Linked DNA regions of Homo sapiens: region 1 is linked to region 2. Evidence: chromatin contacts called from ENCODE Hi-C or POLR2A ChIA-PET data. All regions are on one chromosome and are shown on one strand. Each heading gives the region's core, a stretch centred on a gene start or an enhancer-like site at or near the end of the contact. The rest is flanking DNA. Distances are from core to core; before and after follow the strand shown. Region 1 overlaps ARSB (arylsulfatase B). Region 2 overlaps LOC124900191 (a long non-coding RNA gene).

The links. A loop is a pair of places that touch in the nucleus more often than their neighbours do. ChIA-PET counts read pairs that join two places held with the same protein, here RNA polymerase II (POLR2A). Pooled maps may share reads with other maps.
Region 1: a loop to region 2 is called in a map of OCI-LY7, with 2.9 times the contacts of the local background. The contact joins two enhancer-like sites. A Hi-C loop is called at or near these places in 1 of 168 maps with a recorded cell type or tissue (OCI-LY7), 1 of 37 single-sample maps with no recorded cell type and 4 of 50 pooled maps. POLR2A ChIA-PET finds 5 or more read pairs at or near these places in 2 of 52 experiments (OCI-LY7 and activated B cell).

The regions. Positions count from the first base shown.
Region 1 is chr5:78,828,355-78,831,626 of GRCh38, forward strand. The region is part of intron 6 of ARSB (arylsulfatase B); the gene reads right to left. Among named protein-coding and RNA genes, the nearest start is that of ARSB, 160 kb to the right of the region's middle. Within about 2 kb of position 1,962, at least 8 of the 41 ENCODE cell types and tissues checked have a DNase peak (open chromatin) inside an H3K27ac peak, as active enhancers do.
Region 2 is chr5:78,726,488-78,729,389 of GRCh38, forward strand. The region is part of intron 3 of LOC124900191 (a long non-coding RNA gene); the gene reads right to left. Among named protein-coding and RNA genes, the nearest start is that of LHFPL2, 79 kb to the left of the region's middle. RefSeq lists enhancers at 1,299-1,593, 1,559-1,668. Within about 2 kb of position 1,409, at least 4 of the 41 ENCODE cell types and tissues checked have a DNase peak (open chromatin) inside an H3K27ac peak, as active enhancers do.

The DNA of each region.
Region 1 (3,272 bases), core at 712-3,211, 100 kb after region 2:
ATATTGTCCTTGTTTAGCTTTCCCATCTCTTCTTTCATGCCTCCCCTTTGTCCCCCAAATAGGCTCACACACCTTTTGCTCACAGCCTTTTCTATTTCCTTTGATGGTCTTTTCCACCTAGGAACTCTTTGAGGTTCAGTGGAGGTGAAAGAGGGCCTGAGTGTTTTAGCCCTCCTTCACTCTCATAGCAACTATCAGACTCCATGGAAATGATCTGACAATTAAGTACAACTTGTAACGTCTCTACCACCATAGCTTTCAACTGTTATCTGATTTTCTTTTAACTTTTTGTATGTTCTTGTTCTCTCCAACTAGGTTATAAGCGACTTGTTGTATTTTTCATGAAGTCTAGGGCAACACAGCAGGTATTTGTGGTAGCAGAATAATGGCCCCCTAAAGATATCCACGTCCCAATCCCCAGGACCTGTGAATATGTTAGGTTACACGGCAAAGGGGCATTCAGGCTGCAGATGGAATTAAGATTGCTAATCAGCTGACTTTCAAATAGGGAGGTGATTCTAGATTATTTATCCAGGTGGGCCCAATGTTATCACAAGAGTCCAGAAAAGTTGAAGAAGGAGGCAGAACAGGTCAGACAAGATGAGATGATGGAAGCCAGGTTCAAAGAATGTGCTAGAAAAGGACCCAACCTTCCATTGCTGGCTTTGAAGATGGAGGAAGGAGGCCATGGGCCAAGGAATGTAGGCAGCCTCTAGAAGCAGGAAAAGGCAAGGAAATGGGATGTCCCCTCAGCCTTTGGAAGGGACTGCAGCCCTGCCAATCGGTACCCTGGATTTAGTCCAGTGAGACCCATGTCAGACTTCTGACCTACAGAACTGAAAACATTCAAAAAATACGAAAATAGAGTGATGGTTAAGTATTGGTTGTTTTAAGCCATTGAGTTTATGGTAATTTGTTTGATCAGTGATAGAAAACTAATAGTGTTAAATATTCTTTTCCTTCATTCACATTAAAATCAAGAAAGATAAAACTAAAGTTGTTGAAGTAATGGACAAATTTAAAGATATCCTTTTTGAGAACACCTTTCCTAATCACTCCCAAATGCTGTCACTTCTTCATTTGTCCTTACTGCTTATATTATATCACTTATCATTTGTTCTACTTTATTTTATAACTGTGTTAATATCCTTTCCTGGGCATATGTTTTCCTCTGATTCAAAAGAATCTTTAGAAGCAGGGGCCATATACTCATTCCCTAGGTATTTTCTGCCAGAGGTAACAGACTTCAGTCTATAAATGCCTGATTACTAACATCTTACATTATGGGTTACTAAACAGGCCGTTTAGTCTGTTTTCAACAACGTCCCAGAAATGTTTTCAAAAGTTTTATTTCAGCCTTATACACAAGCACCCTAAAACCCCTAAAAATTCTGACAAGATCAATAAATATTTACAAAATAGATTTACTTTGTAAATTTTAATTTCATTGGATATGTTCCCTAAAATTTTATGAGGTTTTATGTTTTTACAGAATTTTATGGTAGACTCTTTCAAGAAAGATGGATATATTTATCTTTACAGATGGTAAGACTGGGGAACTGAGGTAGGAGAATGACTGGTCCAGACTGGGAGAGGAAAAAAGGAGTCTGGACACCACCAAATCTTTACCAGACCTGGGGAGGCTCCAGGGTGGAAGACGGAAGGGGCGGAGCCACTGGACCTGAGAGGGACTGTTTGGAAGTTAGTCTGCTTTTGTGTTGAAATTCAAAATCAGCATAGAACCTTTAATCAACTATAATTAACAGGCTACACTTGGAAGCTATGGCTAAAATTTCTAGGCTGTACCAGAATTAAAGAAAAGTAAGCAAATAAATAAATGGTCAGTTGGACATGAGACAGTTTGGCATCAAAGTAACCCTGGGGAAAAAAAAACAAACGCTGATGTACAAATGGAGTTATGGGCCACTAACCACGTGGTGCTGTAGAGAAGGGATCTGGTGAGGCAGCTGGCCCTTCATCAAATGGCCTAACTCCAGATGCAGGGCCAGGCCAAGTCCTTCAGGTCAGCTTCTGTGATCTGGCTCAGAGAAGCCCTAGAAAATGTTGCTTACCCTGATTTCTCCAAACATAAAATTGGGGCAGCGGGATTTGCCATTTCTGCGTAGCCTAGGCCAGTGGTGAGAGTTAATTAGTGTTTTTAAAGTGCTGTGGATTTGGTTTGGTTTGTGTATTTTCTCGGGATGAAAGCCAGGATGCCAGCACCAAGTGTTAACAGTGAAGGTTTCATGCGTGCTCCTTGAGATGTGCTGTGTGAAGTGGGGTGGAGGGGATACGAGGCTTGTGGGACTGCCTTTGGCATCAAAAAGGCCACATTTCCAAACAGACTTTAGTGCTCCCCAAAGCGGAGGGGGCAGACTAGAAGCCTTTGAAAATTAAAAAGGAGAAAGCTATCTGTGTTTTGGCTCTGTGATTGAGGGCATGTAGCAACCCACACCAAGGAAAATTTGACGAGCTGCTAAAGACAAATATTGGCAACTAGAGACGACACAAAATTCTAACTGCTCTGACCTAGTACAGGCAGGCACGGAAGCAGCAACTCCCACTCTATAAGAACCCAGCAGATTTCAGATATTCCATGCTTACCGGAACCCTCCTTGGAGGTGGTTTTCACAAATAAAGCTTTATGGCTTTATTCCTGATTAAGGAAGTCACATGTGCTCATAATTTAAAATTAAAACTAGAGAAATACATAAAGTGAAAAGTGCAACTTTCCCACCCTGCCCCAATCGTAGCAGCCAGAATGTAATTGTTGTTCACTGTTGTTTGGACATATTTACAGGAGATATTGTTATAATCGTTCCCAACGTATAGGTGATGAAACAGATGGCTGGAAGAACTTACCCACAAGCTCACAGGAAATAAGTCAGAGCTGGTATTGAATAAAACCCAGGGCTTTCTGGCACCCCCAAACTCTACCTGTTTTACTAGGTGACACTGCCCACCCCACACACAGCTCCCTCATCCCCCCAGCACCCTCCAGTGGAGTGAATACAAGGCACTGACAGGGCTTCCATGACTAGCTCTACAAGCAGAAGCTACCACCATCTGCAGAGTCAGATTACATGTGAATCTAGCAAGGCTAATGTGACTACTCGACCCATTTTTCCAGCCTCCTTTAAATGAGTCATGTCCCATCAACATGCTATTATATAGGTGAGATGATCGTAACTCATATCTGGGTGCCCTTCTCCCACAAGACAAGGGTAGGACACAAAGCGATGAGACCTGCGAAATCAGTAGGACATGATGTA
Region 2 (2,902 bases), core at 159-2,658:
AGTGCTGGGATTACAGATGTGAGCTACCGTGCCTGGCCAATGGTGTCCTGAACATTCTGCCTCCACATCAACAATCTTGATCATGGCTGTAGCCACGGGGCCCAGGACGGGGCCTGGCACATTGCAGGCACTCAGTAAATGTTTGTTGCAATGAATGAATGAACCAACCTGGCTGCAGTGGCTGCTCCTTTGCTCTCCACTTTTAGAGACTATGGACCAGCAGACATGCTGGACTTTGACCAGGGCCTGGTGGGAAGTGCTGAGAACTGCTGGCTTCTTATTTCACAGAATTATCCATTTTCTGTTGTTTCTTGGGAGGGCCCTTGGTCTTAGCTTTCACACAGTGGTATGTAGAATGAACTGGGAGACAGCCAATTTAGGCTTTTTCATCTACCAAACAAACCAAATCCATAACATTTGATTTGATGGATGGAATCCCCGGTGGATGATTTCACTCAGCCCTTTAAACAATGGAATGAGACCACTGGCCTCCTGCAGACTTTCTCTTGATGGGGGGTGAGGGAGGAGTGGTGGTCTGGAATGGGGAGATAAGTGGTAAAGGATGGAGGCTGGGTGCAGTGGCTCACGCTTGTAATCCCAGCACTTTGGGAGGCCAGGGTGGGCAGATCACGAGGTCAGGAGATAGAGACCATCCTGGCTAACTTGGTGAAACCCTGTCTCTACTAAAAATACAAAAATTAGCCAGGTGTGGTGGTGCACACCTGTAGTTCCAGCTACTCGGGAGGCTGAGGCAGGAGAATCACTTGAACCCGGGAGGTGGAGGTTGCAGTGAGCCAAGATTGCACCACTGCACTCCAGCCTGGGTGACAGAGCAAGACTCCATCTCAAAAAAGAAAACAAAAACAAAAACAAACTTGGCCGGGTGTGGTGGCTCACGCCTGTAATCCCAGCACTGTGGGAGGCTGCGGCAGGTGGATCACTTGAGGTCAGGAGTTCGAGAGCAGCCTAGCCAATGTGGCGAAACCCTGTCTCTACCAAAAATGTAAAAAATTAGCTGAGTGTCGTGGCGGGCTCCTGTAATCCCAGCTACTCGGGAGGCTGAGGCAGGAGAATTGCTTGAACCTGAGAGGCGGAGGTTGCAGTGAGCCGAGATTGAGCCCCTGCACTCCAACCTGGGTGACAGAGTGAGACTCCATCTCAAAAACAAACAAACAAACAAACAAACAAACAAAAAACCCTCTACAAAATGGCATTTTAGGACTTTATAATATTAATATTTTTGGCTGCTTTAATGAGTATGAGTAGCTGTTCCATAAGCAGATACTATGTCACATAGGGTAGATTTCAAGCCACTGCTTTAGAAGATGGTATGCTTGAATTGATTGTACACCTGAGGACTGAAGTTGAAACCACCAGCTAGAAGTGAATGCTTTTTGCTTTGTCATGGGCCAGTGGACTTTGCCTGGGAATCTCCCCTGAGCTGAGGCCAGCAAAGGTTGCACTCTGAAAGAGTATGAAAGGGTGGCGATATGTCTCATTGGTGAACCAGGTAATGGAAAATGCCTCTCCTCATCCTGCACAAGAATGCCAAACATCAGCCACAGTGCTCCCTTTTCTTTTGTACCAGTGTGGTTTATAGAAACTGGACAGTATCAGTGGACATTTTCTCTGGGCTTTTAAGGGGAACACATTGTATCTTGAGGCATTTCATCTGCAGAACCTGTACTTAGAACAAAGAAAAACTTCTGCGTGCTCGGTAAACAAAAGATGCCCAGTTTCCCTTCCCCATATTGCCAGCTGCCATGACACACAGTTTGGCCTCAGCCCACTCAACCACAGGTGAATTTGACCACAACCATACACCCTCGCAACCTACCAACTACAGTGACCTAGAGATAGCACTTTCTAAATGTAAAATGTCATTAATATGAGTGTTTATTGTCTAGCAATAAAGTTATGCCTATCATCAAAGTATCCAGGATCCAGAGGGAATGGAATAGGGCAGTAATTTTGAATCTGGTTGTGATAAAAGCCCAAAGCTAGACAGGCAAGAGGAGCGTAAGTGGCATGGCTTTAGCCTGCGTACTCTCAGGGTCTTATCTGCTGTCAGCCAGGTAGGAGCCTGTGGCTTTAATTCTACCTCCCCAACTTCCCACCTCACCCCCAGAACTAAACTGCCATCGGTCTCATATACCCTCCTCTGTCCCCAGTGACTGAAGTCACCTCCAACCAGGCTGTGACTACCAGCCTTCCTTTTTCCCTTCATGATTTTTCCAAGTGAAGGGACTAAATGAAAATATAAAGCAAGTCTTGTGATTTTTCTGAGGCTACATAAACTACCTGCCTCATTCCAGTGAGCTCTGCAGGGGTGTAACCTCCATTTTAACAAGGTTATGATATACTAACCCTCACCCCATCACCCCACAATTCTCTTCTCTCACCATGGACTAAATATTTTTCTTTGTTCCCCCAAAGGAAGCTTACTCCGTAAAGATTTCTGAAAAAAAAAAAATTTTTTTTAAAGGAAAATGTGCCAGGGCAGAGATGGAGGAGGTGGTAGGGCAGGCTGGGAGGGTGGGGTAGGGAGGTCCACAGGCCTCCCTGTTCACATCACACAGAACGTCCCTTAGAAAAACCCTCTAGAGGCCAGGCACAATGGCACATGCCTGTAATCTCAGCACTTTGGGAGGCTGAGGCGGGTGGATGGCAAGGTCAAGAAATCAAGACTATCCTGGCCAACATGGTGGAACCCCATCTCTACTAAAAGTACAAAAATTAGCTGGGTGTGGTGGCGTGTGCCTGTAGTCCCAGCTACTCAGGAGGCTGAGGCAGGAGTATTGCTTGAACCTGAGAGGCAGAGGTTGCAGTGAGCAGAGATCGTGCCACTGCACTCCAGCCTGGCGACAGAGCAAGACTCCGTCTCAAAAAAAAAAAAAAAAAA